Regions from separate parts of the Mus musculus genome. Here all the other regions are linked to region 3. A link is a loop called in an ENCODE intact Hi-C map of the cell type or tissue named here. Cell type or tissue: heart. All regions are shown on one strand. Each heading gives the region's core, and the rest is flanking DNA. Links, peaks and the distances in the headings are about the cores only.

Region 1 (6,091 bases), core at 234-5,233, 87 kb after region 3:
GGGGAGTGTGTGTGTGTGTTGTATTTCCCCTATGCCACCTTTGTCGGGTGCTTATTTGTTTTTGTTGGCTTTTTTTTTTCTTTTGAGACAAGGTTTCTCTGTGTAGCCCTTGCTGTATTCAGCTAGTTCTGTAGACAAGATTGGCCTGGACCACACAGACCCCCTCAGTGCTGGGATTGAAAGTGGGCACCACCAGACCCAGAATCAGGCGTATTCTTAACTCCTACCATCGTTATATATCACAAGTACAAACTGAAAACCCCTAATCTGAAAGGCAAACTCTGAAACTTTGTGTGTACACAACATCTCAAATAGGAAATTTCACATCCCACTGCACACACCAGGTTGCAGCCCCACACACACACTAAAAGCACAGTATAAAGCTACCTTCCGAGGGAGGGGTGGAGCCTGGTGGGAGGGCACTGTTCAGCCTGTGCATGGGACTGCATCAATCCCCAGCAGTGTAAAACCACACGGTACAGAAACCCTATTCCAGGGAGATATGCGTAAGATGTTCAGAAAAAATAAACTCTGGGGCTAGACACGGAGATCATTCCCAAGACCTCTCTCACTGCACACAGACATGTAACGGAACACAGAAGTCCCAAACTGAAGACACAAGTGAAGTTCAAGCCTTCTAGACAAGAAATATTCAACCAGTAGCAAGTTAAAAACAACAAAAACATCAACAACAACGAAGTCCATATAAATGAAGTTTTCTAAGAGAAATAGGCCAAAAGGAAGAAGAAAAAAATAAAAATGGTATTCAGCCTGAGAAAGAGGATCAGGGTCGTCAAGAGCACACGTTGCTGTTACGGAGACCCTCGGGCTCGGTTCCCAGCACCCACATCAGGGAGGATGACTCCTGGTGCAGAGATCTGATACCTTCTTCTGACCTCAGCACAAGGCACACACATGGTACGCGCGCGCAAACACACACACACACACACACACGCAGAACACTGCATACATAAAAAATTAAAATAATAAAAAATTTTGTAAGCTTTGAACGTACACGTACTTCAGAAAAGAAATCAAATGGCCAATAAAGATGCAAAAATATCCACCTTCACTAGCAATCAGAGAAATGCACATGAAAGCCACAGGAAGCCCTCAGGAAGCCAACAGTCATCTCTTGAATACTTCTCTCCATAATAAAATTTTTTCCAATTCTCAAAATAAAAAAATCTACAATATAATCGCATATCTAACCAACTGGCAGAAACACAAAAGTCTAGCAATTTTAGACACTGGGATGGCATGGACCAAGAGAATTTTCTCACGCTGTGGTAGGGTAGAAGGGCAAACTCTTCAGAAAGGAACCTGCGGCCATCACCAAGTTAAAGCAGAGCTGTGTCTATGGCCACAGTCTCCCTTCTAGACGTAATGCCTAGGAATGCTCACGCACAGATATGCTATGGCACTCAAAAAGCCATAAGCCATGGATATATCTCAGGAAGAAAGCACCTGCCTATAACATAAAGCACAAGATTTTGGGTTTGATGACAACATTACAGAAAAAAGAAATGAGAAAAAAAAAGCTGAGGGCCCTCAAAGTCTAGCTGCATACAAGTCCATTCAATGGCATAGTAAGCTATGTATAGTATGCAGAACACTATTCAACAACAAAACTGAACCAGCCCAGGCAAACCTCAACACTGAGCGAAGACTACAGGATTCCAGTCACGTGCAGCTAAAACACAAAGTACTCTAAGGGGCGCACACAGGTGGGAGGCAGTAAGGAAAAGCTCCACAGTGGCTTCCCCAGGGGAGAGAGCTAACAGTGAAGCTCGCTCAGGAGGCAGAGGGAGCTTGTGAGGGAGCCAGCACCGCACAGCAAGAGCCCCTCAAACAATAAAAGGTAAGTCAGGCGAATGGGGTATGAATTTGAAGTAAGTATAAAATGGATGGCCACATCCCCACAAGCAAGGTCAAGAGAGAAAACGGGCTAAAGACAGCTCCTGGTGAAAGCATCAATCACTGTTCCAGGAGTGGTGATCCACCTGCCTCTGCCTCCTAAATGCTAGGATCCAGGATTATCTTTTAATTTCAAGAAACCTCAACAGTATTACACTGGCCTTGGTAAAATAAAAGTACAACTTACAAAGTCAAACAAACAACCCTGGAGAGATGCCAACACTGGATAAAACAGGAAACAGGTGAGCGTCAACATAGCACACTTGTGGTTTCAGTAAGCAGTGTTACCGGGTGGTAGGAGACTGGAGAGCAAGCCCGCTGACCTGACAAGAGGCTTTCAGCCACGTGTTAACCAGCATCACAAGAAACATACACACTAACTCTCACAAGCCAAGGCCACACTTCCCCAAACAGCAATTCAACAGGCGCACAACGAATGTTAAGAAGCTACTGTTGAGCCGGGCGTGGTGGCGCATGCCTTTAATCCCAGCACTCAGGAGGCAGAGGCAGGGGGATTTCTGAGTTCGAGGCCAGCCTGGTCTACAAAGTGAGTTCCAGGACAGCCAGGGCTATACAGAGAAACCCTGTCTACAAAAAAAAAAAAAAAAGCTATTGTTGGGCTGCACAGCTTACTCAATGGTTAAATCACTACTGCTCTGGCAAAGGAGTTCAGTTCCCAGCACCCCCAGCAGGTGGCGCACACCACCACAAAAGATGCTTACAAAGTTCTGACCGTTAATAACATGCATTAAATAAGGTACAGTGTAGAGTATAAAACCAATAGAGCCGGGTGTGGTGCCCCACACCTTTAATCCCAGCACTCGGGAGGCAGAGGTAGGCGGATTTCTGAGTTCGAGGCCAGCCCGGTCTACAAAGCCAAGGCTATCCAGAGAAACTATCTCGAAAAAAACCAACCAAAAAAAAAAAAAAAAAAAAAAAAAACCAAAAAACCAAAAACAAAACCCAATAGAATCTGCCAGTGTCTAAGTGAATAAGATTCTTGTACCTCCAGCTCCTGGGGATCTGAGGCCTCCTGCTTCCACTGGCACCTATGCGCCTGTACACACCTACACAGGCATGCATAAATCAATAAAAAGAAATCTTTAAAAAGTTGTCAACCAATATCTAACTATCAGAAAAAAGAATCTCAAAGAAAAAAAAAACAAAACTGAGGCCAAGGATGGAGCTGAATACAGAGGGCTTACCTCAAATGGTGACCAGCATGCCTGAGACAATAGTCACTGCCCCACAAAAGATGATAACAGAAGTTCTGACCGTTAATAAATAAGAAATAAGGGTTCAGTGTGGAGTGTAAAAACAATAGAATCTGCTATTCTCAACTGAAACATAAGCCCCACAGCCTAATAAACACTCTGCCAACACTTCCCAGCGAGCGTCAAAGCCTGTAGCAGCAGGCGCAGTCTGAGGACGGCGTTACCTGTTCTCAGTCTTCTTGGTTTTGCTGCCAGGACTGGAGGACCGGGACCGCCTGCCCCGGCTTCGACTCCTTGAGCGCCTTCTATCTCTGCTCCGAGATCTTCTCCGCTCTCGGCTTCTGTCTCGCTCTCTACTTCTGGAGCGCCTGACGGGAAGAGTTTTCTTTTATTTTGTGGCCAAAGAGAATTACTGCAGACCGTGACTGTCCCAACCCGAAAAGGCCTTACAATTATGATCACTGCTGAGGCCTTACAGAGCCTCACTTAGCTACCAAATCAGCCAAACAGGAAACAAGGGACGCCAGTTCCCACGAGAATCGAGGGAAATGGGAGGACACTAGTTCCCATAGTGACCTTAGCTAACACAGCAGGCTGTAACAGATACTTTAAATTTCAGGCAGTCTCCAGCTAGAGCTGCAGCTCAGCCCTGGTCACTGGCTGAGCTAATCAAACTCCTAATCTCAGCAAGGGGGAAGTGTTGCCGAGGGGAGGCCTGGGCCTTCATAAGGACACAGACAGACCTGGCTCAAAGATCAGAATCTTAAGACTAAGAGGTGACACTTCTCCCCTAGAGCTGCTAGTTACCACGTGACAGAGGGCAGACCCCCAACTCCCTGGATCCCAAGTTCCTCAACTAGACAATATGAAGAATTCACTATATAATCTCCAGTCTTGTTTCTGTTGTTGTTTTGAGTCTCACTGACTTGAACACAAGGGATCCACCTGCCTCTGACTTCCTAGCATTGGGATTAGAAACATGTGTAACCACACCCAGCCTCAAAATCCATGACCTAAAATTTGCAATTTTATTCTCACATAAAGTCAGAGATAAGCATATGGGGGGGGGGGGTGCGCACAGAGGCAGGATGGAGCTCTGTGAGTTCCAGGCCAGCCTAGTCTACAAATCAAGTTTCAGGACAGCCAGGGCTACACAGAGAAACCAGGGAGGGGGGTAGGGGGGGGGACTGGGGGGAGGGGACCGTGAATGTTACTTATTGAGTAACTGATTTACTTAACAAGCGCTTGACAGAACTGTGAGAGCTGTCTGAGGGACACATGACAGGAAGGTGAGCAAGCCTACACTCTAAACTGTCATGGGTAACTGCTTCTCTGGAGTGCCAGGTCCTAAGACCACAGCATTCTCACCTTCCAACATCCTAAGAAGACAAAGTCCTAGTTTAACACTGTCATGCGTTCTGTTTTTAAAGACATTTTCATGGAGAAAAGCTGTAACTATTGACATTGGTGTGAATAAATATGTAAGTAAATAGAAAATAGAAAAGTGGAGTGGTTTTCAGTTTAAATCTAAGAACAGTCATTAAATTAGCTTAAAACAGCAAGGAGAGCCCACAGAAACTCTGCCCTGTTTCTTCCCAGTGTCTGCTTTAGTGGCCACTCTTCACACAAGGGTCAGCCCTCTTGGGCAGAATCAAATAAAATCTGCACGAGCAGAGCATATTATCTTACTTTTATCTCTCTCAGGGACTTCAAGGTTCTCTCTGGATTACAGAAAACACAATCTAAAGTTTCCAAGCTTAAAGATACCGTTTAAGACTCTCTTTATAGACAAGTCCTGTGCTTAATCAAACAATGGTTAAAAAAAAAAATAGCAGGAGGCCCACAAACGGGCCACTAATTTCCAAACTAGAACACAGCTTTGGAGAAGCCCAATTTATCCGGGAAGGCCCAGTATCACTGGTTCTGCAGAACTGGACGTCTTACCTCAGGCGCTTCCTGTCCCTTGACCGAGATCTTCTCTTGTCCCTACTCCGAGACCTCTCTCTCCTCCGGTCTCTGTCTCTGCTCCGAGAGCGTCTGTCATCCCCACGTTTGCTTCTTTTGTCAGAGGGTGAGCGACTCCTCGATCGACTTCCAGAACGACCTCGAGATGCTGAGCGTTTTCGGTAGTGGCTACAACAGTATCAAATCCAAGATCAAACTTAGCATCTGTATAGTCCTGACTGTCCTGGAACTCACTCTGTAGACCAGAGTGGCCTTAAACTCAGAAATCCACCTGCCTCTGCCTCCCGAGTGCTAGGATTAAAGGCATGCGTCACCACTGCCCGGCTGTCTATTTCTATGTTTAAAAAAAACTCACAGAAAAGATACAGCCAAGATGAAGTGACATTTTAGAAACCACAGAAGGAAACATAAGCAGGAGCCATGCAGACAGGCAGGGGCCCTTCCAGGCGAAAGGCACATGGGCAAACTCATGGGAAGGAGTCCAGACCGGCACATGAAGGAAAAGTGGCAAGAAGACAGTTACACAAACTAGTCAGTGGGCCAGGGGTGGGGGCCATGCCTCAATCCCAGCACTCAGGAGACAGAAGCAAGCGCATCTCTGAGATCACAGCAGTCTAGTCTACACAGTGAGACTCTGTTTCAAAGAAAAGATGAGAGAAGTGGAAAGAGAAGAGGAGAGAAGTGGGGAGGGGAGGGGAGGGGAGGGGAGGGGAGGGGAGGGGGGGAGGAAAGGAGAGAAGAACTCAAGAGAGCACCACGAGACAAGATCAGAGAAATAGCAAAATACTTAGATATGGAGAACCTCACCGGGTCTTACAATGACTGTCTTTTACTCCGAGTAAGATAAAAAGCTATAGGGCCACATATGGCAGCAGCCCCCTGTAGTGTTATTAAGGTGTCTAAGCTACTGAGGAAAGATCACTATGTCAATCAGGCTAAGATCAGTATGTTCTCATCTCTAAATAAATATTTTAATTAATTTATGTGTATATGTA
Region 2 (6,091 bases), core at 733-5,732, 60 kb after region 3:
GGGTATTACCAAGGAGGTTAAAAGAAGACACTGCTGCTGCCTGATGTGGGTGCTGAGAACGAACTCTGGCCCTCTACAAGAATAGTAGATTGCTTCACCATGCTGAATCACCTCTCTAGCCCCTGGCTTAAGCTTTCTTCTTTCTTTCTTTTAAAAATCACATTTATGGGCTGGTGAGATGGCTCAGTGGTTAAGAGCACCAACTGCTCTTCCAAAGGTCCTGAGTTCAAATCCCAGCAATCACATTGTGGCTCACAACCATCCATAACAAAAATCTGATGCCCTCTTCTGGAGTGTCTAAAGACAGTTACAGTGCACACACATATAATAAATAAATAAATAAATCTAAAAAAAAAATCACATTTATATTTATTTTGTGTGCATGTGTTTGACAAATGTTTTTTTTTTTTTTTTTTTTTTTAAAGATTTATTGATTTATTATATGTAAGTACATTGTAGCTGTCTTCAGACACTCCAGAAGAGGGAGTCAGATCTCGTTACGGGTGGTTGTGAGCCACCATGTGGTTGCTGGGATTTGAACTCTGGACCTTCGGAAGAGCAGTTGGGTGCTCTTACCCACTGAGCCATCTCACCAGCCCGACAAATGGTTTTTAAACATGGTTAAAGCTATACGTGACTTTCACCTTGAAAATTGGGTGGATTTAATGACTTGATCCTCATTACCTTTTTTTCTTTTCTTCTGAGACAGGATCTCACTCTGGAGCCCTGGCTAGCCTGCAACTTACTCTGCAGAGCAGACTAGCACGTGAGTCAGAGGGATCCTCTGCCTCCCGTATGAGGTGAAAGGCTGTGCTACCAGGCCCAGCTCTAGCATGTGCCTTTTAAGTTGACTCACTACAATGACCAAACAGGCACTTTACCTCACGCTAGGCTCGTGTGGAACATTACATGCATGTGCTAGGAGACCCGCCCCGTCCGTGCTCAGTGTGGTCTCAATGGCATGGTCAGGCTGGACACTATTCTCAGGGAGGTTATCTGTAGCCATTATATGAGAGTTTGCTCTACTGCCCAGGCCGACCTTGTACTTTGGCCACAGCCCTCTGAGTGCCATAGGACACAGAGCATCACCACATCTAGCCTGAGATGGCGTTTACTCTATGAAAAGCTGTCCTATGAGCAGGTATGCTAGGCAATTGCTGCACTGAACAAGTTAAACAGGTTGCTGTGGTTCTTCTTCAACTTATCATGAACCACCCCATCGCGCACGTGCAGACTCAATACTTACATCAACTGCAGCATCCTCGTCATCAGAATCTTGCAGGCCAAGAGCAGCTTTCTGCAGCTTTTTCCTCTCATTGGCTAAAGCCTGTTCTGTTTCATCAAACTTGAATCCCTTGCCAGAGAAGCCACTACTCTTTTTAATTATTTTTCCTTCCTTTTAAGAAAAAAGTTAGCAAAGTTAATTTTTAGAGAAATGCTATTAAATATTTTCAAAGTAGAATATGCCAACTGAACAAAAACACTTATGTAAAAGAGAAGATTCTATTTTCACAATTTTTCTTTCCAAACATGCAAGATATGTACCCTTAACATGAGCATTTGGGAGGCAGAGGCAATAAATTTCTGAAAGTTTAAAGCCAGCCTGGTCTATATGGCAAGTTCTAGGACACCCAGAGCTACACAGAGAGACCCTGTCACAAAAAACAAAACACCAAAAACTAAATACAGTTATCATATAATGACCTCACAGTCGTGCTAATGATTCCTCCAAAGAAAGTTTAAAACTCACAGCTTTCTGTTGATCTTTGAAGTCACTCCAGAGTTTTTCTAGGTCAGGAGGCACTGCGGTCCCTGACAATTCAAGAGCTTTAATGATGTCACCAGCATATCGAGCTTGATCCTCTGTGATGAAGGTGTAGGCATAACCCTGATGACAATGAGAAGGACAATGAGACAAAATGAGTCACAGTCAACAGGAGAAACCCAGGCCTTTCATGGAAAACAATGATGACAAGCTTAGGAGAAAATGAGGAGCATCTCACTCACTGACGCTTAAAAAAGTAGTCTAGGGGGCTTGTCCAGCATGCACAGGTCCCTCGGTGCTATCCCAGCACACAGCTACAGACAGCTACATGAAGAGAAACTTGGAGCCCATAAAGCTGTGTCACTTGCATGTCCTTACCTGAGACATTCTTAGGAGCCTGGAAGGTTAAGGAGTGGCTCTGGAGAGATGACTACAGCTTAAGAACACAAACAAACAAGGAGTAGCAAGTGTATGTTTTAGGGGCCACATACACTCTCTCACTCTTTGTCTTTGTGTATGTGTGTTTATAATGGTGGAAATCAGGACTCTTAGCCCATGGGAAGTGCAGCAGCTGAGCCTGGCTGGAAGGGGTGGCTGTGGCTTCTCCTGACATTGGGGATAGGATGTCTGTAAAGGTAAGAACCCAAGTATGGTTTGCTTCCCTTCCCTGTCCCAGGCTTCATTTTGCTTGAACTAAAAGGTTGCAGGGGACAAGTGAGGGTGAACACACTCTCTGTACACTAGAAACAAGAGCAGAGCGTGAACATACATCCTCTTAATGCCAGCAATTGGAAGCAGAGTTAGTTCCAGGCTGTCTTGCGCTGCACAGCTGTGGAAGGCTTTGTATACAAACATCCTAAAACTAAGACATTAAAGCTGAGAACGCCGAACGCTGATTTGTGTACACAGTCTCAGAATGTACAGAGCCCAGGCAGGAGGCCCTGCCATTAGTTCAAGGCCAGCATTTGCTATAGAAACTGTGCTTCAAAAAAAACCACAAAACAAACATCTTGAAAGGGGCTGGAGAGCTGGGGCTGCTCTTCCGGAGGACACTGGACTCTCATTCAAGGGATCCAGCACCCTCTGCTGGCCGCCAAAGGCAGTGCCTCTATGTGGTGCAGACATACATGCAGGCAAACACTCATACAAAAGATAAATATTTTTTAAACATTTATTTTTTTATACGTATGACTGTTTTCCTTGCGTGTATATGTGTGTACTATGTGCATGCTTGGTGCCTGGGAAGTCAGATGAGGGCTTTGGGTCCCATAGAACTGGAGTAATGGATGGATGTGAGCCATATGTGGGTGACTGGAATCAAAGCTGGGTCCTCTGCAAGAGCAGCAAGTGCTTTTAAATGCTGACCCATCTCTCTGCCCTGGAAGTATTTTTGAAAACTAGTATCCACTAGAGTGTTTTCATTATGGGGGTTTAGTGTGCATTCTTATTGGTAATTCACTTCAGTCCCTCCTCCCCACTGCTCTTTCTTCCCAGCCCTTCTGCTCAAGCTCGGGTACTCTGTGTCTTGACTTTCCCCTTTCTTCCCCTCTTTCTGATTTCATGACCTACCCTCACCCCACATGTGTGCATACATACATAAATAGTAAAGAGAGGATCCTCATTGATCTTTTCAGTCTGTCTGTCTTCATTTAACCCCTAAAACATACACTTGCTACTCCTTGTTTGTTTGTTTTTCCTGACTGTACCCCGGCTGTCCTAGAACTAGCTCTGTAGACGGGCAAACCTTGAACTCAGAGATCACCTGCCTTTACTTCCAAAGTGCTGGGATTAAAGATGTGCGCCACCACTGCCTTTTAAAAAACAAAAACAAAAAACTGAACACCATCACCACCACCAAACCCTTTATTCATGTACATATATTTGAAGTATGCCTATGTGCCACCACATGTGTGCAGGAGCCCACGGAGGGCTCAGGGCCCCCTGGAAGTAAGTGGGTAACAGGCAGCTGTGAGCCATGATGGGCATGCTAGAAACCCTAACTAGGTGTTCCATACGAGGAGTCAGTGTTCTTAAGCTGTAGTCATCTCTCCAGAGCCACTCCTTAACCTTCCAGGCTCCTAAGAATGTCTCAGGTAAGGACACGCAAGCTTTATGGGCCCCAAGTTTCTCATCTACAAAATGAACTCATAGCTACCTCACTGGGCCACTGAGGACGAAATCATGGATATGAAGACCTGATAGCACTACTGCTACCCCAGGACGCAACACCTAAGGTTAATCACCTCATTTCTCACAACAAAGTATTCTCATGCCTTCAAAAATAATTATTGGGGGAAGGGAGACTGAGATGGCTCTGTGGCTGAGAGCACTGACTGCTCTTGCAAAGGATCTGGGTCCATTCCCAGCACCCACATGGCAGCTCACAGTTGTCCTAACTCCAGTTCCAAGGGACCCAACGCCTTTTTCTGGCCTCCTTGGCACATGATACATAAACATGCAGGGATAACATCTATGTAAATAAAAACTAATATATTAATTTTTTTCTTTTTAAAAAAGGAATAATTAGCTGGGCACATAGCTTAGTGGTGTGAGGGGCTTGCTACAGTTCTGGGTCCCACCCACAGCTATTATTCTGCAAAATAGAATACCAGAAAAAAAGAATTGCTTTGTTGCACGTGGTGTCACATATACAGTCTGTGGATAGTCCTGACAAAGTAAGATCTGATTGCTCAAATGAAACAGCAAGGTTAGAATGGTGGTTCTCACCTGTGGGTCCTGACCCTTTTGGGGTCACTTATCAGACATCCTGTATATCAGATATTTACAATTCATAAAAGTGGCAAAATTACAGTTATGAAATAGAAACAAAAATGATGTTATGGTTGGGGTCACCACAGCATGAGGAGCTGTGTTGACGAGTTGCAGCATTAGGAAGGCTGAGAACAACTGCCTCAGACGCTATACTGACTAGATGACAGTCAAGCCCTGAAATACCCTGAAGTACACAAACAAGCATCTCTATGTGCAGAACATGCTAGGAAGAGAGAAGAAAATCTGGAGACACACGAGCTGTTACCACTACCTGCTAGAGAGCACGAGAGCTCCTAATAATGTTCGTTTTGCTTTTAAATCTCTATGAGTGTTTTCCTGCATGTCTGTGTGCCACCTCACGTAGGCCTGGAGCCTAGAGGGGCCAGAAGAGGGGACTGAGATCCCTTGGAACAGAAGTTACAGACGGTTTGGAGACACCATGTGAGTGCTGTAAACAGAACACAGGTCCTCTGCCAAAAGGAGACAATGTTCCTAACTGCAGCACCATCTCAAGAGACCTGCACTTGATAATTTTAAGAATACAAAGATACACGTATACATGATTAACATCCAATATGTCTTGCTAATTTAAAGATTTTCAAAATTATCACCATAACCTCTGTTACCCACCCCTCACACTGGGCGCCTGTGCTCTAACACAGACGCGGTTGTAAGGGCTTACCTTGTTGCCCGCTCTTCCAGTCCGCCCAGCTCTGTGCACATAATCTTCATAATGATTGGGGCAGCTGTAATTCACTACAAGAATTAGATGTTTCACATCGAGACCACGAGCTGCAACAGATGTGGCAACGAGGAGCTTGCAGGTTCCATTCTTAAAGTCATTTATGATACTGTCCCTGTCATATTGATCAATACCTGCAAGTAAATTAAAGAGACAAATGTTGAAAATTTTCCATTTCCACTGAGAAAGTCCTAGATGCAGAAACAAGAAACAAATTCTGGGCTGGAGAGATGGCTCGGGGGTAAAGAGCACTAGGTGTCTTCCAGTGGATACAAGTAAACTCCCAGCACCGTGACACAGCTCACAGGTGACACAGCTCACAGGTGCCCACAACTCTAATTCCAAGGGCTCTGAATCCCTGTTCTCATCTCCGAGGGAACAAAGCACACACATTAGGTCCAAACACTCACTCCCATAAACTAAACAAACCTTTTTTAAAAAATCAAATGATCGGGCGTGGTGGCACACGCCTTTAATCCCAGCACTTGGGAGGCAGAGGCAGGCAGATTTCTGAGTTCTAGGCTGGTCTACAGAGTGAGTTCCAGGATAGCTAGGGCTACACAGAGAAACCCTGTCTCGAAAAACCAAAAAAAAAAAAAAAAAAACAAATAATCCCACCTTTACTGTAGACAAAACCAACACAGAGTTACATATTAACCATGAAATGTGGCTACATTCCAGTCTCAGAAGGTAAAAGTGGCTAGGCGTAAAGTAATCCTTAATATTTCTATGCTCAAAAATACATTGCAGTTCTAGAGACATGGCTCAGCAGTTAAGAGTTGCTCTGGCAAAGGACTCAAGGTTGATTCCCA
Region 3 (6,091 bases), core at 550-5,549:
TGATTCAGCAGCTATTGCCTCCCACTACAAAGGGAAGAATGACAATGGATCGTAAGCAAAAACATTCAAAGGCCTGGAATCCAAAATAAGCACTTAATGTTCAGAATTAAGAGCCAGGCGTGGTGGCACACGCCTTTAATCCCAGCTTTCAGAAGAAAGAGGCAGGTGGCTCTCTGAGTTTGAGGCCAGCCTGGTCTACATATCAAGTTCTAGTACAGCCAGGGCTACACAAAGAAATCTTGTCTCAAAAAAAAAAAAAAGAAAAGAAAGAAAGAAAAAGAAAAGTTCTGAGTTCTCTCTCTCTCTCTCTCTCTCTCTCTCTCTCTCTCTGTGTGTGTGTGTGTGTGTGTGTGTGTGTGTGTGTGTGTGTGTGCGTGTGTCTTTGGCTGGGTAGCCGTGGTAAGTTCTCACTAGCCCAGGTTTCACCCTGCCTCAGCCTCCTCAGTACTAGAATCATAGATAAACACCACCAAACCCACGGAGTTCGGATATTTTCCACACAGGGGTCGACTATAGAAAACACTCCCACCTGTCTATCACTTAACTACTTAAGGCCACTCAGAGCATTTCAGGAAAGAAACAACTGTTAGATTTTCACAGGGATCTGACATCAAGGAAAACCATGAAGCACACTATGGGCTATGCCAATGTTATTCAGAGGCCGTAGAATGGACCGTACTGTGGTCATCCAGAGGCCATAGAATAGACTGCCGTGATCATCCAGAGACTGTAGAATAGACTATGCCGTGATCATCCAGAGGCTCTAGAATGGACTATGCCGTGATCATCCAGAGGCTCTAGAATGGACTGTGCTGTGGTGATCCAAAGGTTCTAGAATAGACTATGCTGTGGTCATCCAGAGATTGTAGAATGGACTGTGCTGTGTGATCCAGAGGCTCTAGAAGGCACTGTTTTTCTCTGATGCTAGGCTATCCACAAGCTTATGGAGATCAAAGTATGCAGGCTCACTCATACAGGATGTCCACCCAACAACAGGGATCGTGGAAAGGACTGGAATGGGGCCGCTTCGGCTACATAACACCAAGGGCCCTGCAAAGACGTGCCTTCAACAGAACCCTTTGCTTGCTTGTTTGTTAACTGTTTTATCTTCTAAAGAGTTATTTACTTCTATTTTATGTGTTTTGCCTGGGCATATATATGCACTGTGTTGCTGATAGAGGCCAGAAGAGGACATCAGACTCCCTGGTACTGAAGTTACAGATGGTTGTGAGCCACCGTGTTGGTACTGGAATGGAACCCAGGTCCTCTGCAAGAGCAGCCAGTGCTCTTGACTGCTAGGCCATCTTTCCAGCCTCCAGCACAGTCCTTTGTAACAGTCTGGGAATGCTTTTCACAGACATGGAGGGAGATGTAAGGAACCACAGGAGGTAGACAGTGTAAGCGATTGGCTTTCTAACTTATTACTGTTGCATGCTAAGCTTGGCCTCTCTGGCTTCCAGGTTCCTTGAGTCTATACAGGGTTGGACAGTATCGAAATGCTAAGAAATGGTTTGGTTGGTTGGTGGGTTAGGTTTTTTTGTTTTGTTTTATTTTGTTTTGTTTTATTTTGTTTTTCGAGACAGGGTTTCTCTGTGTAGCCCTGGCTGTCCTGGAGCTCTCTCTGTAGACCGGGCTGGCCTCGAACTCACAGATCCACCTGCTTCTTTCTCCTGAATGCTTGGATGAAATATTTGGTCTTTGAAAGACTTAAAGAGATCTTTCACGGGGCTGGTGAGATGGCTCAGCGGGTAAGAGCACTGACTGCTCTTCTGAAGGTCCTGAGTTCAAATCCCAGCAACCACATGGTGGCTCACAACCACCCATAATGAGACCTGATGCCCTCTTCTGGCTCATCTGAAGACAGCTACAGTGTACTTATATATAATAATAAATACATCTTTAAAAAAAGAGAGAGAGATCTTTCACTAAGCACAGTAGTATATGCTTTAGTCTCAGTTCTCAGGAGAAAGAGGCAGGGGGATTTCTGTGTTTAAGGCCAGCTTGGTCTACATCCCCATTATTAGGTGGAAGGAAAGACAGGGATGAGGAAGGGAGGAAGAGCTGAAAGGAGGGGGAAAGGTCGTAAATGTGATGGTGCCCAAAACAGACTCTGACACACAGCAGCCATTCCAATCAATCTGTCTACTCATTCCTTCCCAGGCACCATGGTTTTGTAAGGTCACCAGCACCTTAGGCAGGAGCAGGCCCTAAAACTCACCTAGGTTGCAGCAATCGAGTTGTACAGAAATCTGAGCTAGTTTACATGTTTTATAGTAAAGCAATTTCACATCGAGGGTGGTGGCACAGGCTTGTGTTCTCAGGACTTGGGAGGTGGAAGCAGGAATGTATCTGAGTTCAAGGTCGGCCTTAGCTACAAGAAACTCATCCATTAAAAACAAAGCAAAATGAAATGTCATTCCTTCTTTTATTGGAAGAAAAGAATCAGGTAGGAAAGGGAGCAGAGTTTAGTGTACCTGAATACATCTGTATGAAAATTATTTTAATTAAATTAATTTTTAAAATGTTAACCAAATGCAATGACTAGTCCTGGATTACACCAGGAAACAAAAAAATCTCTAAAGTCATTAGTCAAAAACAATGGACGTTATCAGCATAATTTTCTGACTTCAACAATTCTACTGTGTAATATAAGAAAAATATTTATTTGGGGAAATTCATTATAGAAATTTTACAGGAAAATAAATTATGTCTACGAGTTCTTCATAAAAACGTTGTCAAATAGGCTCTAGTGAGCGCCCGTAAAGGAAACGGTGAGTTTCATGCTGCATTTTCCACTAGATGGAGCTGCGTGTTAAAAAAAACTTACCCTCGGCTAACTCTCTCTCCCCTCTACCCCTCACACTCTCAAAGTACACCTCAGACGGTCTCCCAGCACTCCTCGCCGGCTGCGCCGTAATCCTCCTGCCTCAGCCTCGCCAGATGTAAGAATTACAAGCCGCAACGCACAGGCAAAATTCTAAAATCTGACAGAGTAAGAAAACGAAATGTCCTCTTTAAAAGTGGTGAGGGAAAAAAAAATCGATGTGCCCTTCAAAAACGGGAAAAGGGCGTGGAGGGGTTACTAACTCTTCTAAAGCCCCCTGACCAAGAACAACACGGTTAGCTGGTCACTTAGGTCCTGGTCACCCCAGGACTGCTCGCAGCCCACAGAATGGCTTCGCAACTAAACGTCACATTTGGATTTGTTTTTTCCCACGATAATGTTTCCGGTGAGCACGCTCAAAAACTACGGCAGAAGCTGTCTGGGTGTTCTGTTTTGTTTGAGGCAGGGTCCACTACGGAGCCCTGGCTGGTCTCGAACTCACGGATGTCTCCCAGCCTCGTCCTCCCCCGCGCGGGGGCTATGGCGTGTGAGCTGCGGGTCTGCGCGCGCAGTCGCCCCCACGCAGCAGAAGGAACGAAGGCCCGGTGGCTCGCCCGGGCCGCACTCACCATGGCCGCCCTGCTCGCGCCCGGGCTGCGCAGCGCCGCCAGCCACCGCCCCGCGCTACGCGCTCCCACCGCCGCTACAGCCACCGCCGCTGCCGCCACCATGGTCCCGGGCTGCCCGGCGTGCTGCCTGACGCGGCGCAGGCACCGAAGGCCCCCGAAGGGGATGGCCGCCGCGCCCGCGGGAACTCTTTGCAGACCGAGCGCCCTCTGCGCGCCGGGCCACCGCTGCTGTGCTCAGGGCTTAAAGACCCGGCTGCCGCGACCCGGAACGCCGCGCTGAGCTCGCTCCTCTCTGCAGCTCGACCATGCTGCATGCACAAGTGCATTACCCACCCAGGACGGGTGGAGACAACTCTGTTCCCTTACATGCAGGTCCTATGTGTGTATATTGATCTTTATTATTCTTTTGTCATTTTTTTTCTTGCGATGTAACTGACAATAAAATTCATTTTAAAACCCATGCTGGGTGGGGGGGGTAGGGGCGGGGCTTAACTTAGTGCTGAGTTTTGAGTAAAATGTTGCAGCTTTTAGCTCGATTTGTATCTTTTTGGTTTTGGGTTTGTTTTTTTTTTTTTTTTTAAAGATTTATTTATTTATTATATGTAAGTACACTGTAGCTATCTTCAGACACACCAGAAGAGGGCGTCAGATCTTATGACAAATGGTTTTGAGCCAGCCACCATGTGGTTGCTGGGACTTGAACTCAGCAGTCAGTGCTCTTAACCACTGAATCATCTCTCCAGCCCCCTCATTTTGGTTTTTTTACTAGGTAACTTTGTTGTATTCCTTTCCTGAGACAGTTTCATGAAGCCAGGTAGAGTTGCAGAGGCTGGCCTGGAACATCCATCTCCACCTCCCAGAAGCTGGGGATTTTGGACGTGTCACCATGCACTATCCTGTTAGTTTTTCTAAATTAGCACATTAATATTACCAATTTGCCAGTTCTCTCCTCCCACCGTGTGGAACACAGGGATCGAACTCAGATCTTCACACTTGGTGACAAGCACCTTTATCTGCTAAGCCATCTCAGCGGCCCATGTCATCTCTTTGCTGTGTCCTAAACTAGACCAGACTCAACCTCCAGGCAAGGACAGGGTTCTTAACTTCCTTTGGATCTCAATCTAGCTGTGTGCTAGTATATGACTGGGCAATGTCTGTGCTCTAGCACAGAATTAACATGTTTTAATTAGAATTAGGAGTTTCTCCTAAAGTCTGCCATTCCCAGAAACAAGCGAAACCACTTTGAATTGTTTCAGTGACTTTATTTTTCACCTGGTCCTGTAGTAGACCTGCACTTCCCGTCCTAGCCCATACTTCCCATCTTAGCTCCTCTTCTGAGACAACACTTTCCTGTTTGACGACACTAGAAAAGAAATTCATTATGTTCAAGTATTAAAAAGCAACAACAGTCAATTCTAGTGGACATTTTTGTACCTGCTAGTTGTCATAGGAAAAACACATTTATATGAAATCTTTTCAGCTTTTCAGTAGTCCAACAAGAACATGATTCTTGAATCTGATTTCCGTTGCAAGTCCACACATTTAGCGACTGTAATGCTAAGTCCACAAAGGAGGGGCTGAGACCCCTCTTGTTCCAGTTCAGTTCTGTCTTTACTCTGCGTGTTCCTGTTCTTGTCCTGGAATCAGCCACCGAATACTCTCAGTGCGGATGGTAGCATACATAATGAAACTAATTAAAAAGAACAAGGAAAACACCAGCAACCAATCCACAGTCTTTATCAAAGTGCTGGGGAGAGGGCCCATCTGGTCAGCCTGCGTTACCACCACATTTTTCTTGGCTTCTATACCTGAAAGAGAAATTAATTGTTTCAAATCAGAAAGAAAACACATCTGAGGCTTGTCTGAAGTATGATGCACGGCATGCAAAATGACAAGCGACCCTAAAATAAACACCATCTCAAGCATATCTTGGAAGGATTTCACTTGTGTGTCAGTGTGATTTTCTTTCCTCCCACCACATCAAAGGATCGGGAATCCTTCCAGCCTTTCAAAGCTAAAACTCTAGAATTTCTGACTCCTTGGAGCTTTTCTGGTCAATGTACTCTTAAGAGTCACCTTCTGTTCTCTTAAGACCAAAGTTCAACAAAATAAAGCTACTCTCAGAAGTTCCCACAGGTTATCAAGATGCCTTTAAATGAGTTCATGGAAGACAGTTACCCACCACTGGACAGTGATCAAAGATGCCAGGCACCTAGAACTCCTCTGCAATCACCAAACACAATGGCTTTCTCTCCCAGTGGACTGGTGAATCAGGGCCCAGCATGAGGCTCAGAATTCCCAGCAACCCTAAGGCACTCAGTTACTCTGAGATAACCTGAAATAAGGAGAGTCTTTGCTCTTTGGTGTCAGAAAGAAATGAGAACACCATGCCCTGAGGAGCGTTCCAATCTGCACTCATTTCTAGTAAGTGCCCCTCAGGGGGAAGAGGGAGGCTGGAAGTCACGGCTAGACAGCTGTGAGAAAGAGGAGTTTCCCAGGAACACAGTTCTTCCACTCACCACAATCAAGCCTTTACAAGGAAGAAACAATAGGGCCATATGTTTTGGCAAACACTAAGGAATTAAAGCAACTTCTTCAAATGGATTAAAAAATGGAACTCAGCATAATAAAAATAACT
Region 4 (5,931 bases), core at 1-5,000, 130 kb after region 3:
TCAGAACCCTCTGTCCAGGCGCTCTGTGATGTTGGAGAAACTCTGCAGTTTCTCACAACCGTTCCCTCTCATCCGGGGTAACAAAAGGCCTTTCTACTGGCTACACTTCTGCTCCAACCCACTCCTACCCCACCCTCCTTTTCTCCTAAGTGATATCCTCTTATTTTATCTACTTAGGAGTTTTCTCCCAATCTTTCAAGGCCAAAAACCCACATCATGTCACACCCATCACTGCCCCCACCAAGCTCCCTGCTGTGTTCCCAGGGTACCCTGCACTTCGGTCCTTACATCGCTCACTTGAGACGGCCTGCATGATCCTACTTGCAGAACATGTCATATTTTTATCTGTGGCCTCAGGCCCAGTCAAACAGCAAAGAACTTGTCAATCGTGTTAGGAGAAGGGTCAACGCAGGCCAAGCATGCTGCAAGGTACACACTGGAGCCACATCCATGCCTACCTTTCTCTAAAGACACAGCTGCAAACCTGGAAGCCAGCAGCCCTGAAGCCAGGCCCAGGTCCCTCGTGCAGCTGAGAGGTTGCCCGGTAGGACTCCCCTCACAGGACTTCTGACTTACCCCCCATTGTCCTGTGGTGATGGTTTCCACTGTGGAGCAGTAGAGCCCAGACCTGCAAATGGCCTGACAGGCCTGGGACCTTTATAGATTCTTTCTTGCACTCTGGGCTCCTTCTGGGAGCAGGACTGAGATTTATATGATGAGCAATGGGTAATAGACCGCCTTTGGGGGAATAAACAATGACCATTATCCAGGAGCAAGGCATGGATCGGACAGTCCATGTGCTTTCTCGTGCTGTTTCTTCAATTCAACCTCCCCTTTCTATAAAGAACGTGTGCCCAAGCCCGGTGTGGTGGTGCACACCTTTAATCCCAGCACTCGGGAGGCAGAGGCAGGCGGATTTCTGAGTTCAAGGCCAGCCTGGTCTACAGACTGAGTTCCAGGACAGCCAGGGCTACACAGAGAAACCCTGTCTCGAAAAACAAAAAACAAACAAACAAAAAGAACGTGTGCCCAAGGACACTCTCACTCTTTGCTCTAAAAGCCAAAACCACTGAGGGTCCCAATTTTATCAGTAAAAGTGATGATACTGAACACAGACAACAGAGGCTGCTGGTGCCACCTGGTGGTCATCTTCAGAACTGCAGTACTGGCTGCTCCCACACTCAGGTTCTCAGGGATGATTTAGAAAAGGGATGGTCTCCTTTACCTAAAGCTAGTTAGGGGTGCTTCAAACCCAAGTAAGCTCGCACTAGAGCTACCACCCAGTTACTACACTATTTTATATATGTCCCATGAATCTTTGCCACTGTGTCAAAAGCACTGAATGGACATCAATCTATTTTTCTGAGAACACAATAACAGAAAATGATCAGAAGATGGCAATTCTCCTCTATAAACTATCTTCACCATTCTTCAATGAGCCCTTACAAGTAGATATTATGATATTCATTTCAGAGATGGAAAACCGAGGTCAGAAAAATTAAGTGGTCTATTTCTGGCCACCATGGACCATGCTTCTACTATATTACTGTCACCTTTTAACACCAAATCTGAAAAAAAAAAAGAAAAGAAAAAGAAAAAGAAACAAACACCCCAAAAGTGTGTCCACTAAATTCTAGAGCCTTACAATATCTAACAAATGTGTCATTCATTAAGTGAATATACACTAACGTGTTGGGGGAAAGAAAATGGGGGCCCCCAACCATAAATTACATTGTTCCTCCATACCTGTGACTTTGTTATTGTTATGGATCATAATATAAATATCTGATGTATGCAACCCATGGGGGGGCGCGACCCACAGGTTGAGAACCACTGGACTAGCCCAAGGTCCAAACAAAAAGATGCTTCAAGCCTAAAAGTGTAATGCCCCATAAATCTAGGCAGGAAAATCACCTCCGCCATTCTGTTTCAGTGAGAAATATCTTAAACTCGGGTATGAGCCAGACTCACACCTAACACTTAAAGCAGACCCCCACACAAGTACAGCAGCACAGGAAATGAACTACTGGGTGTGTCTAGTATAAGACAGGCAATGGCTAACCAACCAGGAAGAGAACACAGGAAGCTCTGTCTGGTGTGATCTTCCCGGCCAACCGCAAAGTATGAGAGGGCATGAAGGCGAAGGATAGGATTTGAAGTCACATGGATATGACGGGGCAGACAGAAAATAAATAAATAAATAAATAAAGACCTTCAGCGCCACAACACAGAGAGATCCGCTGTAAGAAACGAACAGAATCATCTGCTACATGAAAACAGACAGACAAACACACAAAGGCACAGGAGAAAGAGTGGTTCTCAGCCTTCCTACTGCTGCAGCCCTTTTATACAACTCCTCACGGTTGTGGTGGTCCCCAACCATAAATGTCGTCGTTATTCCACATTTGTGGTTTTGTTATTGTTATGAATCGTAACATAAATGTCTGATATATGCAACCCAAGGGGGCCGCGACCCACAGGTTGAGAGCCACTGGACTAGTTCGCGGTCCAAACAAAAAGATCAATGGAGAGAGCAAGGCAGAGACCCAGACACAGGGACGCGCAGAATAGAAGCTAGTAGGAAAAGAGAGCCGTGCAGACAATACCAATGACGTTCCCCCCACCCCCAGAGAACCACAAACACTCAGGGTGACCCCCAGAAACCCAGATGCGACAGCGTAGGGCTGCTAAGATTTGCAGGAGGTCGAGAAAAGGAATGGCACCCAGGGGGACGCGGCTCCTGCCCGTTGCGGCCGCTCACCTGCCATCCTCCCAGGGCAGCTGCGCCGCTTTCCTCCGGGAGGGCAACATCGTGGCGGGACACAGCAGGACATGGGGCTCTGGCTCAAAGCCCCGCTGCCCGGCCTGCCCAGCCTACGCGGCGTCTCCGCCCCCGCCCCGCCCCCCGGTCCGCCGAGTCCGTCCCTCCGGTTGGGCCGGCTGCACCTCAGAGCCACAGCTTATAAGGTTCTGCTGTCTGGAGAACCGATGGCGGGACCTAGCTAGGTTCTCACTACATACAAGGGCCCACTGGATGTCACAAGAAAGGGAGTTCCCTCCCATCACCCAAGTCAAAGGCGACCAAACAAGCTAGAGACTAGCTGGAACTAGACGTGTACTGCATAACAGAACGTCTGGGATAAGGTACATCTTCCTCCTTTTTCCCCCAAGTGAAGGCTGGTATCATCGCAGCATTCCTACGGTCAGCCCAGCAGAGAAAGCACGTACTCTTGGAGCATAAGATCCAGTTCAGAATTCGGAGCTGATCTCGGAAGACTGATTGTGCTTCAAACACTGCTCTGATAATTTAACAACGCTGAGGCGAGTCGATTTCTCTGTGACGGTTTCATCACTTGGGTTATATAAATTGTTCGTATTCTGTGTGGTCATTGTAGGAAACGAAAACCCATTTGGTGCAGTGCTTGGCACAGTCACACTATATAAATGCTGTCGTCCGATTTGAGAACCTAAGGAATGAATAGGAGACTGAGCCGCCTCTTTGCCTGTGTGAATTTATCTACTCTCTTCCCCTCTTCCCCACCTGGGAAAAGAGAGGCAGTTACTAGACTTCATGTCTGTTCTTTCAGGCAAAATTTAATATTCTAATAAGTACCTAACATTTATTAAGTTTTACTTTGTGCTACTCATTTTTTTTTAAGATTTAGTTATTATATGTAAGTACACTGTAGCTGACTTCAGACAGTCCAGGAGAGGGCATCAGATCTCATTACGGATGGTTGTCAGCCCGTGAGCCACCATGTGGTTGCTGAGATTTGAACTCAGGACCTCTGGAAGAGCATCGAGCCATCTCTCCAGCTCCTGTTCTAAGTTCTTTATGGCTGTGCTTTTATTCAGTCTTTATGAATAGGTATTATTTCCATTGTGAAGATGAAAGGACCAAGGCACAGGCAGGTCATTGGTTTGTGTGCACAATCTTTCCAGCCACAATCCATGATCTCCAATTTCAAGTGCATTGTTTCAAGGTAGATCTTCACTATTGGTTAAGTTAATTGTTCTTAACTTTCTTTCCCCTCTTAAACCCTAACAAACACAACTCAATGATTTGCTCTGTGGCTCACCTAGGGCTCTGCATCCCACACCAGAAACTTACCAAGTCAACCATAGATGGGGCAGACCTTTTTTTTTTTTTTAATTTTCTTTTAAGATTTATTTTATATATGTGAGTACACTGTCACTCTCTTCAGACACATCAGAAGGCATCGGATGCCCATTACAGACGGTTGTGAGACACCATGTGGTTGCTGGGAATTGAACTCAGGACCTCTGGAAGATCAGTCAGTGCTCTTAACCACTGAGTCATCTCTCCAGCCTGATGTGGCAGATCTTAAAGGCAGGATTGACCTCCTGCAGAGACCAGTTAGGCAGGGCCATCAGGCGATAAGACAGTCAGGTGACCTGTTGCTCTAGTGTTAGACCTCAAACTCAAGAAACTAAATTTTACATAAAAACCCAAATTAGCCAGGCGGTGGTGGCACACGCCTTTAATCCCAGCACTCGGAAGGCAGAGGCAGGCAGATTTCTGAGTTTGAGGCCAGCCTGGTTTACAAAGTGAGTTCCAGGACAGCCAAGGCTGTACAGAGAAACCCTGTCTCGAAAAAAACAAAACAAACCCAAATGAACTGCTTTTAAATCAGTGTTCCGTTATTTGTCATGTTGACACTTGGCACTCTTGGTGAGCAATGTCAGATGGTTTTGACAAACCCGTCAGCACCTGCCCGCTACAAGAAACCATAGCAAGGATGGAGATCGTGATGTTCACAGGTGGAGACTACCCTGGAGTGTGAGGCCTTGTGCCCTCTGGAAGTTACTACTCCCACCCACCCTCTTTTTGTTTTTTCCAGACATGGCTTCTCTGTGTAATAGCCTTGGCTGTCCTGGATTCACTACATAGACCAGGCTGGCCTTGAACTCACAGAGATCTACCTGCCTCTGCCTCCTGAGTGCTGCTATTAAAGTTGTGCACCATCACGTCTGGCCTTGTTCCATTCTCTTAAGTCCAAGTATCATCACACCCACCAAGAGTAACTACAGGGCTGGAGAGATGGCTCAGCAGTTAGGAGCACTGACTGCTATTCTGAAGGTCCTGAGTTCAAATCCCAGCAGCCGCATGGTGGCTCACAACCATCTGTAATGATATCTGATGCCCTTTTCTGGTGTGCCTGAGGACAGCTACAGTATACTTATATATAATAAATAAATAAATCTTTAAAAAAAAAAAAGAGTAACCACGAACAGTTTTTCTTCCTTTTTTTCTTTTTTCTTTTTTATTGGGAAACCAATGTAACAAACCCACATTCATTGAAAATAAACTCAGTAACTAAGACTCTGTAGGCTCTGTTTCCAACCAGCACCAAAGTCTCTGCTTGGTTTGATACCAGTTGTTCAAGCCCCAGAAAGGACAATTGTAACAAACTAAAATCAACCTCTGGGCCCCTTTTGTGCACTGCAACCCCTCCACACCCTTAAACTGACACGCAGCAAACACACCCTATATAAGCAGGCTGGTTCTAAGCCAAAGGCAAGAAAAGCAAAGTTTCTGGAATAGCAAGGAGTCACTGATACACCCTGACCTGCTCAAAATCCCACATTAACAAAGGAAGACAGAAGGAAAATCAGCTTGCTGCCCCACCCACTTCCCTCCCAAAACCTACCCCAGACAGCAACCTCATATCCCTGATCAGTAACACTGAGATTCTGAGACACCAAGGGCATCGCCAGCCCCTGAGTGATTACTGCAAAAGGTCCAGGAGTGGAGGTGGGAGGGCTTGTCCCACTACTGGCTCAGCATTAGCCAGCCAGGCTGCTGTCCTCCACCTGAGCCTGAGGAACGGGGACACGCTTACAGTCCCTCTCTCCTCCAGAACATCTGCGGCTGAAAACCAGTCCTCCTCCTACTTCCCACAGCCTGGA
Region 5 (6,091 bases), core at 705-5,704, 240 kb before region 3:
AGGGCCACCAGAGGGAGGGAATGGAATAGCCACTTTGACCACAGTAAAGGTGGTGTTTCTATGACTGGCATGCTGTTTCAGTTTGCCATAACTCTAGACAAGGGTGCTGGGCTTCAGCTGTGTACAAAGAGGAAAATGGCCCACACTCAACCACCTGTTCTTCCTCCTGAGGAGTCCATGTGAGGTTTGGTCAGAGCACTCCCACAGAGCCAGCAGCTTGCTCGGTGGGGATCAGCTGGGGCACTGAGGAACTGCTCTGTTTGTCTTGAAGGTGATCACAGAGTGGGGACCCCATGGTTCTGTTCCTCTTTGAAGTCATTCATTCCCTTGCCCCGGCAGAGCACCACGGAGCTCTTGTGAGTCCCTTGGGCCTGGTAGGACTGCTTATCAGACAGGTGTCCTGAACTCTCCCGGGGCAGCCCAGTGGGCCGATTTTTAGAAAGTTGTGTTGCCACAAAGAGAATGTCAACCTGTTCGAATTCTTCTGGAGGGTGCATGAATGGAGACAGGGCAGCCAGTTGGCTGGAGGCCATTCTGAGCACAAAGGCGGGGACCAGCTGTGCCAGGTGTGTTTAAAGTTTGTCTTCCCTTTGCTGCCCCCCCATATTTCATGATGGACACTATTGTGGGAAGGCACATTCAGTCCGCTGTGTATTTCTGTCAGAAAGGCTAGAAAGAAAAAGGGGAGGTGCTGGGCGGGAGGCGGCTTTTGTGCTGAGGTAAATAGTCTATTGCTCAGACTCTTTCTTCTCTTCGTGTTCATGGGGCCAGGAGGGTAGACATTTACTGACTCTCCTACGTTCCTTCCTCTCCATAAAAGTCTGAGTCCTAGCTCAGTAGGATTTCCCACCCCACCCCACCCCTACCCCCGCCTCCCTTGGCTGCCCAACCTATAGCAACAACTCAGTGAGTCCTTTAGTTCTCTGAAAGCACAGAGCTATGTGTCAGGCTCTTGACCACAAGGCAGTCTCCATATACATTGCTCTAAAGCAGTAGGTACCCAGGAGAAGATACATCGAAGGGTTCCTTCTACCTTAAATTACAACAGAAGCTGGGAGGAAAGGGTAGGAATCCACTCAATTACAGCAAATCAGGGTTTCACGAGGCATTAGACTAAGAAAATTATTTTTCATGGCTAAATTAGCAACAGCTATTAGGTCAAATATCAGCACGGCTACGATTTTAGAGATGAAGCATTAAAACCATTTTGCCCTCAGATAATTTAGGAGGAATTCATTCACAAAGAAAGCAGTGGGCTCTCACATTCAGCTTCCTATCTGGGGCAAAGAACAGGTGTCTGGGGTGACCAGTTACTACCCATTAAAGACCTGAGGTTCAATATAGGCAAGGTACAAGTGTGGGCCAACCGTTCTTCATGGCTGCCCTGTACAACGCTCAGGGGTGGTGCAGGTGGCTGAGCTGAGAGTGGCATGGGCCTCTGTGCATAAAGCCCATGGAATAAATAAAAAAAAACATATCTCCAGAGGGACCCAGGACCACCTATGGGCCAACAGTGGCTTCAGACCTCCTCACACACAAACATACACACATCTAAAATAGGAATGCAGGCACCGCCGTGGCCTCATACAGGGCCTCTTCCCTCAGAAACGTGTGGTAGAGATTCTCAAAGTCAAGCTGGATCCATTGGTCCCATACTGGGCTCACAGGTAACGCAGGGAGATTTGTTGCTTTGTCCTGGGGGTGGGCAGTGTTTGTGTGTGTGTCCCAAGCATGCCTGCCACCCTGTCTTATACTCCTAATCGACAAATGACCACACTAAGAGCCACATTTTGTTAAAGACTGCCTGCAGAAATATCCCGTGGGTGTACCCAAGCTCGTATGCAGCTGTTAGCTAGGAAGACAGCCCTTCAGAACACCGCGGCTCTTCTGTGATATTTGGAGGTGATCGTTGACGTTCAAACGGGAGAAGGCATGGCTCTCTCTTTGCACCAGAAGTTCCAATACACTTCTTTGTTGTTGTTTTTTGTTTGTTTGTTTTTTGTTTCAAGAAAGGGTTTCTCTATGTAGCCCTGGCTGTCCTGGAACTCACTCTGTAGACCAGGCTAGCCTCGAACTCAGAAATCCACCTGCCTCTGCCTCCCAAGTGCTGGGATTAAAGGCGTGAGCCACTTCTTTTGGATCTCTAGCGGAAGTGCCCGATACAACCCTTCCATCCAAACCCTGAGAGGCTCTATACGAAGAAAAGAAAGGGAAAGGTCTGGGCAGAACCTCTGCTCAACGGCAAGAAATCCCAAACCATGCAGGCAATGTTAGAGGCACCCCACCAAGAGGGCTTAGCCATCAGAGGAGAAGCCTTGTCTATCCCAGAAGCGCTCTTACACATCAGATCTGTGCCCAACAAGGATGGCGAGAGGAAGCCAAGAGAGGAATCAGGATGTCCAGCTCAACTGTCAGTAATCTTTTCTACAGAGGCAGGGATCTGGATATCGCATTTCTGAGAGTGCTCCATAGGGCTGTTGCCGTGATCTGGTCAGATGAACGGACGAGGAAACCCAGAATGTGCCTGAGGGGTCATCAGGAGACAGGTATTGGTCCCCAGGCCCTGTGACCTTGGGCCAAATAGGAAACCAACCCAGTCTTAAAGGATCTTTGGATACGCAGCTCCTCCCATCGCGTCAGCACCAGCAGCGGCCAACAGGTGGCAGGAGAGCTTCGGGAAGCACTCACCTGAGGGCCATGCTGGTCCCCTCACTACAGCCGGAAGAAACCAAGGTCTGGCTTTCTCGGGTCTGGCTTTCTCGCAGAGCTTGAGAAGGACTGGAAGCCACCGGGGGCTGGAACAGCCTGGGAGAGATGCAGAGAGCCACTTTGGAGTCAGGGCCTTCGCTCTAGTCCCACCAGGCACCAGCAGCGCACAGCCTCCTCGGCTGGGTACCACGGATGGAGAGCAGGATAACACCCGCCTCATCCCAGCTGCGCCCACCCAGCCAACCCCCTAGTGCTCCGGTCCAACAGAGCGAGCATCTGGCTTGCCCTCCCTGGGTCGAGGGTTTTAAATTATTTATAAAGATCCAGAGTCAGAATGGAGGTGGCTGGAGGTGAGAGAAGCTGAAAATATGGGGTCCGGACCGTCATCAGGCACCCCCCTTCTTGACTGCCTGCTACAATTACTGACATACAATTACGGTTTTTGTTTTTTAATCTGAATGGCAACTGTGGACTTTTCCCCGCGTTTTAAAAATAACTAACATTTCCTACCACCAAATTCCAGAGCTGACAGAGGGAACCCCTCGGCATGGCCGCAGGGCTTTATGATGTATCGCCCCACGCGTTAGACAGCAAAAGGAACCCATCAGCTTTAATTTGTTCTGCTCTGGTCAGAATTGAGGTCTCTAGAAGCCCGTCCATATACTTTCCAATTTTAAGTTTGAGAACGCTAAACTAATGATGTGAAACTAATGTGGTGTAACTCCAAGTGCCCTCTCTGCCAGTAGGAAATAATTTCTGCAGAGCTTCTAAAAACCAAACCAAACCAAACAAATAAATCAAATGGTTTTACAATGTGGAAAAGCCGGGAGAGCCGACTAAGTTGAAGTCCTGTTTAGGGGGAGGCCGGAGGGCTTGAGCAGCATGGAGCCAGCGACTCAGTCCCTCGCAGGAGGCTGCTGGGCTCTGGGTGTCTGCAGCTGGGAGCAGTCCTTGCTCAAACTCTGGCCCAGCACGCCTCGAGAAAGCAATCTGGGTCACAAATTCAACATGACAGTTTTAACAAATACGATTTCAGCTTTTATATTTGGATTTAGGAAGGGGATGATGGCCTTACCCGGAATCACTATTAAATAGTAAGCTTATAACATGTTTGCTGACGGCGATATAGACCCTGCTTCTAATTAACTTTAAAGCATGCTGCCGATCCTGCTTATGCCGACAAGGAAAACAAAGCTGGCTGCTGAGCAGACTCAGGCGAGAGGCAAACGTACAGAACTTGTACGAAATGGACAGGGTTTTGTTTTTTGTTTTTTGTTGTTTTTTTTTCCTACCTGAACCTGCCAGAAGAGCCTTTAAAAATTCAAGCTACTTTTTAAAGATTTACAAGATTTTTTTTCTCCCTCTACCAATTAGCATATCAATTTTTTTTTAGTATTTTAAAATAGGCTGAAAGTGGCAGCTTCAGCTTTAAGACTACAAACTTTTTTTAATGAATTTGCTTTATTATGAAATCGCAGCGTTTGTTAATGAAAGGGAATTGGTTGCATCTGTCTATTTACAGGTTGATTTTTTAAAAAATATCTACTAGTCATTTAGCCAATGTAGAAAGCAAATAAATATTTCTCCCATGTCAGTTTTTTTAATTTCCTCAGAAACAGCATCTCTTTATTATCTGTGACAGACTGAAATGAAAATCATTGTTTAAACATCGCAGGTTTTTATATTTGCTAGAATGTTTGGAGTACAAAGCTGGCACGGTTTTGTTGTACACACATATAGTCTGACTTGACTATCTCATACTTAGGGCTTGCTAACATAGATCACTCTGAAAAAGACAAACAGGCTACCATAAAAGAGAAGAAATAAATAATGCCTAAGAATGCCTTTGGTTCCAGCGAGTGGCAAGTTACTATTATCCTAGTATTTGAAAACATTCATTTTGGAATTAACCAAGACTCTAATAATATAACTGCCCGACCCCATATGTCCAATGTGGGGTTAGGGAAAGAGTTCACACAACACTGAGTTTGGTTTTAGTCAAGAAATTAAGGTTATCTGAGTAAGTCAGCCCTGGTAACTGGGGTCAGATCTCGTTCTACTTACTGGCCCAGCAGAAGGCAGGCTTCCCAGGGAACTTTTCGAGTGTATGTGCCTCTGCATTTCTCAGAGAGCAGAGGTACAAAGGAGAAGCCTTCTAGGCTGTTGTTTAAAAATGATTACAGCTAATACCTGACCACGGCTGATTTTCCTGTCCTTCCCCACTTTAACATCGGAAGCATGTGATCCGCCCTCCAGATGCCCATTATTAATTGCACGCCCTTTGATGTCCAAACGTGGATGGAATCTACAAAGGCATTAACGTAAGAAAATATGCCTCCTAAAAAAAATTCCCAAGCCACTGCCTGTGATCTGTGTGAGCCTCTGTTCATTTGCTCTCCTCCAGCGGCACTGAGAACATGCTCAGATGCCAAACAGTTTGCCAGCGGATCTAGTAAAATGTAAGGAGGAAGAGGAAGGAGGAGGAGGAGGAGGAGGAGGAGGAGGAGGAGGAGAAGAAGAAGAAGAAGAAGAAGAAGAAGAAGAAGAAGAAGAAGAAGAAGAAGAAGAAGAAGAAGAATTATTATTTTAAGACTTGTCTAAATCTCTGCAGGCTATGATGGCACATTTGCTCATTTAAGAAGAATCTATGTAATTAAAAATAGCAAATATTTAAACTTTTATAACTTTGGAAATATACATCTGCAGAACTATAAAAAAAAATAGACACAAAGTAGCTACTAAAGGTTAAGCCGTTCCAATGGACAAGTGAAAAGAGCCCTTTACAAATATCCACACTTCGCTGATGTTTTTTTCTCCCTAGAGACAACTTCAATTTTTAAAAGTTTATTATGAGGGAAAATTGCTAGCTACACGCAAATTTCTTTTCTTCAGGCAGAAGACAAATAGACATGTTGCTATATAACCTGGCTTCTTGTGTGCAATTTCAAAACAAATAGAGTTTTGTTTTTACAAACCATTTATTTGGGGGGATTGATTTGAAGAAAAATTTTCCTCTGCAAAGAAAAATGTATAAAAAGCTACATGTTCAAGATGACTTGACCCACTGCCTATCATAACATCTTTACACACCTCAAGGATTTAGCATAGTGAAAGAAAGCAAGCACAGAGGGCGTGAGGGTGAGCCCAGCACCGCTTGCATGGATGGCTGCTTTCCTATGCGAAGCTCAGGGATACAACCATCCAAGAATTATTTGTTTATCATGAGTAAAAAAAAAAAACCTTTTGAGCCACTCACACTGAATTCTTGCACATTTGTGGGCTAGATCTTTTTAACCTCCAGAATGAAACATGTTAGCAAAGTTTGTATTTTTCAAATATTAGATTTTCTGTCCTTGTCTGGGATTCTTTCAAAGCACAGGCA

The links. A loop is a pair of places that touch in the nucleus more often than their neighbours do. Peaks named below come from ENCODE experiments on the same cell type or tissue, not always from the same donor. Only the 100,000 strongest peaks of a DNase experiment are listed, where the experiment ranks them.
Region 1: a loop joins it to region 3, with 3 times the contacts of the local background. A loop is called at or near these places in 3 of 42 quality-filtered maps.
Region 2: it touches region 3 in a loop (4-fold over the local background); 11 of 42 quality-filtered maps call a loop at or near these places.
Region 4: it touches region 3 in a loop (7-fold over the local background); 13 of 42 quality-filtered maps call a loop at or near these places.
Region 5: it touches region 3 in a loop (2.8-fold over the local background); 11 of 42 quality-filtered maps call a loop at or near these places.

The regions. Positions count from the first base shown.
Region 1 is chr13:55,637,199-55,643,289 of GRCm38, reverse strand. It overlaps Ddx46 (DEAD box helicase 46), which reads right to left. Exons shown (of 23, transcript NM_001282055.1): 2 at 5,076-5,264; 3 at 3,356-3,499. Among named protein-coding and RNA genes, the nearest start is that of Ddx46, 5.2 kb to the right of the region's middle. In heart, for the core only: CTCF peaks have their summits at 2,404 and 2,604 (motif pointing right); a DNase peak (open chromatin) is centred at 2,599.
Region 2 is chr13:55,665,509-55,671,599 of GRCm38, reverse strand. Ddx46 (DEAD box helicase 46) reads right to left here. Exons shown (of 23, transcript NM_001282055.1): 16 at 5,220-5,413; 17 at 1,751-1,888; 18 at 1,247-1,396. Among named protein-coding and RNA genes, the nearest start is that of B230219D22Rik, 25 kb to the left of the region's middle. In heart, for the core only: a CTCF peak has its summit at 2,861 (motif pointing left); no DNase peak of the experiment used is centred there.
Region 3 is chr13:55,724,837-55,730,927 of GRCm38, reverse strand. It overlaps Txndc15 (thioredoxin domain containing 15), which reads right to left. Exons shown (of 5, transcript NM_175150.3): 5 at 4,701-5,261. The coding sequence ends at 5,065. It overlaps Pcbd2 (pterin 4 alpha carbinolamine dehydratase/dimerization cofactor of hepatocyte nuclear factor 1 alpha (TCF1) 2), which reads right to left and starts at 3,560. Exons shown (of 4, transcript NM_028281.1): 1 at 3,454-3,560. The coding sequence starts at 3,555. In heart, for the core only: CTCF peaks have their summits at 2,787 (motif pointing right) and 4,114 (motif pointing right); DNase peaks (open chromatin) are centred at 2,857 and 3,537; H3K4me3 peaks cover 1,537 bases; H3K27ac peaks cover 1,201 bases.
Region 4 is chr13:55,597,023-55,602,953 of GRCm38, reverse strand. It overlaps B4galt7 (xylosylprotein beta1,4-galactosyltransferase, polypeptide 7 (galactosyltransferase I)), which reads right to left and starts at 3,058. Exons shown (of 6, transcript NM_146045.2): 1 at 2,762-3,058. The coding sequence starts at 2,811. Tmed9 (transmembrane p24 trafficking protein 9) reads right to left here. Exons shown (of 5, transcript NM_026211.3): 5 at 5,257-5,931. In heart, for the core only: no CTCF peak of the experiment used is centred there; DNase peaks (open chromatin) are centred at 1,143, 2,093 and 2,903; H3K4me3 peaks cover 1,968 bases; H3K27ac peaks cover 1,216 bases.
Region 5 is chr13:55,960,021-55,966,111 of GRCm38, reverse strand. No RefSeq gene overlaps it. Among named protein-coding and RNA genes, the nearest start is that of Gm31542, 53 kb to the right of the region's middle. In heart, for the core only: a CTCF peak has its summit at 2,647 (motif pointing right); no DNase peak of the experiment used is centred there; H3K4me3 peaks cover 960 bases; H3K27me3 peaks cover 3,774 bases.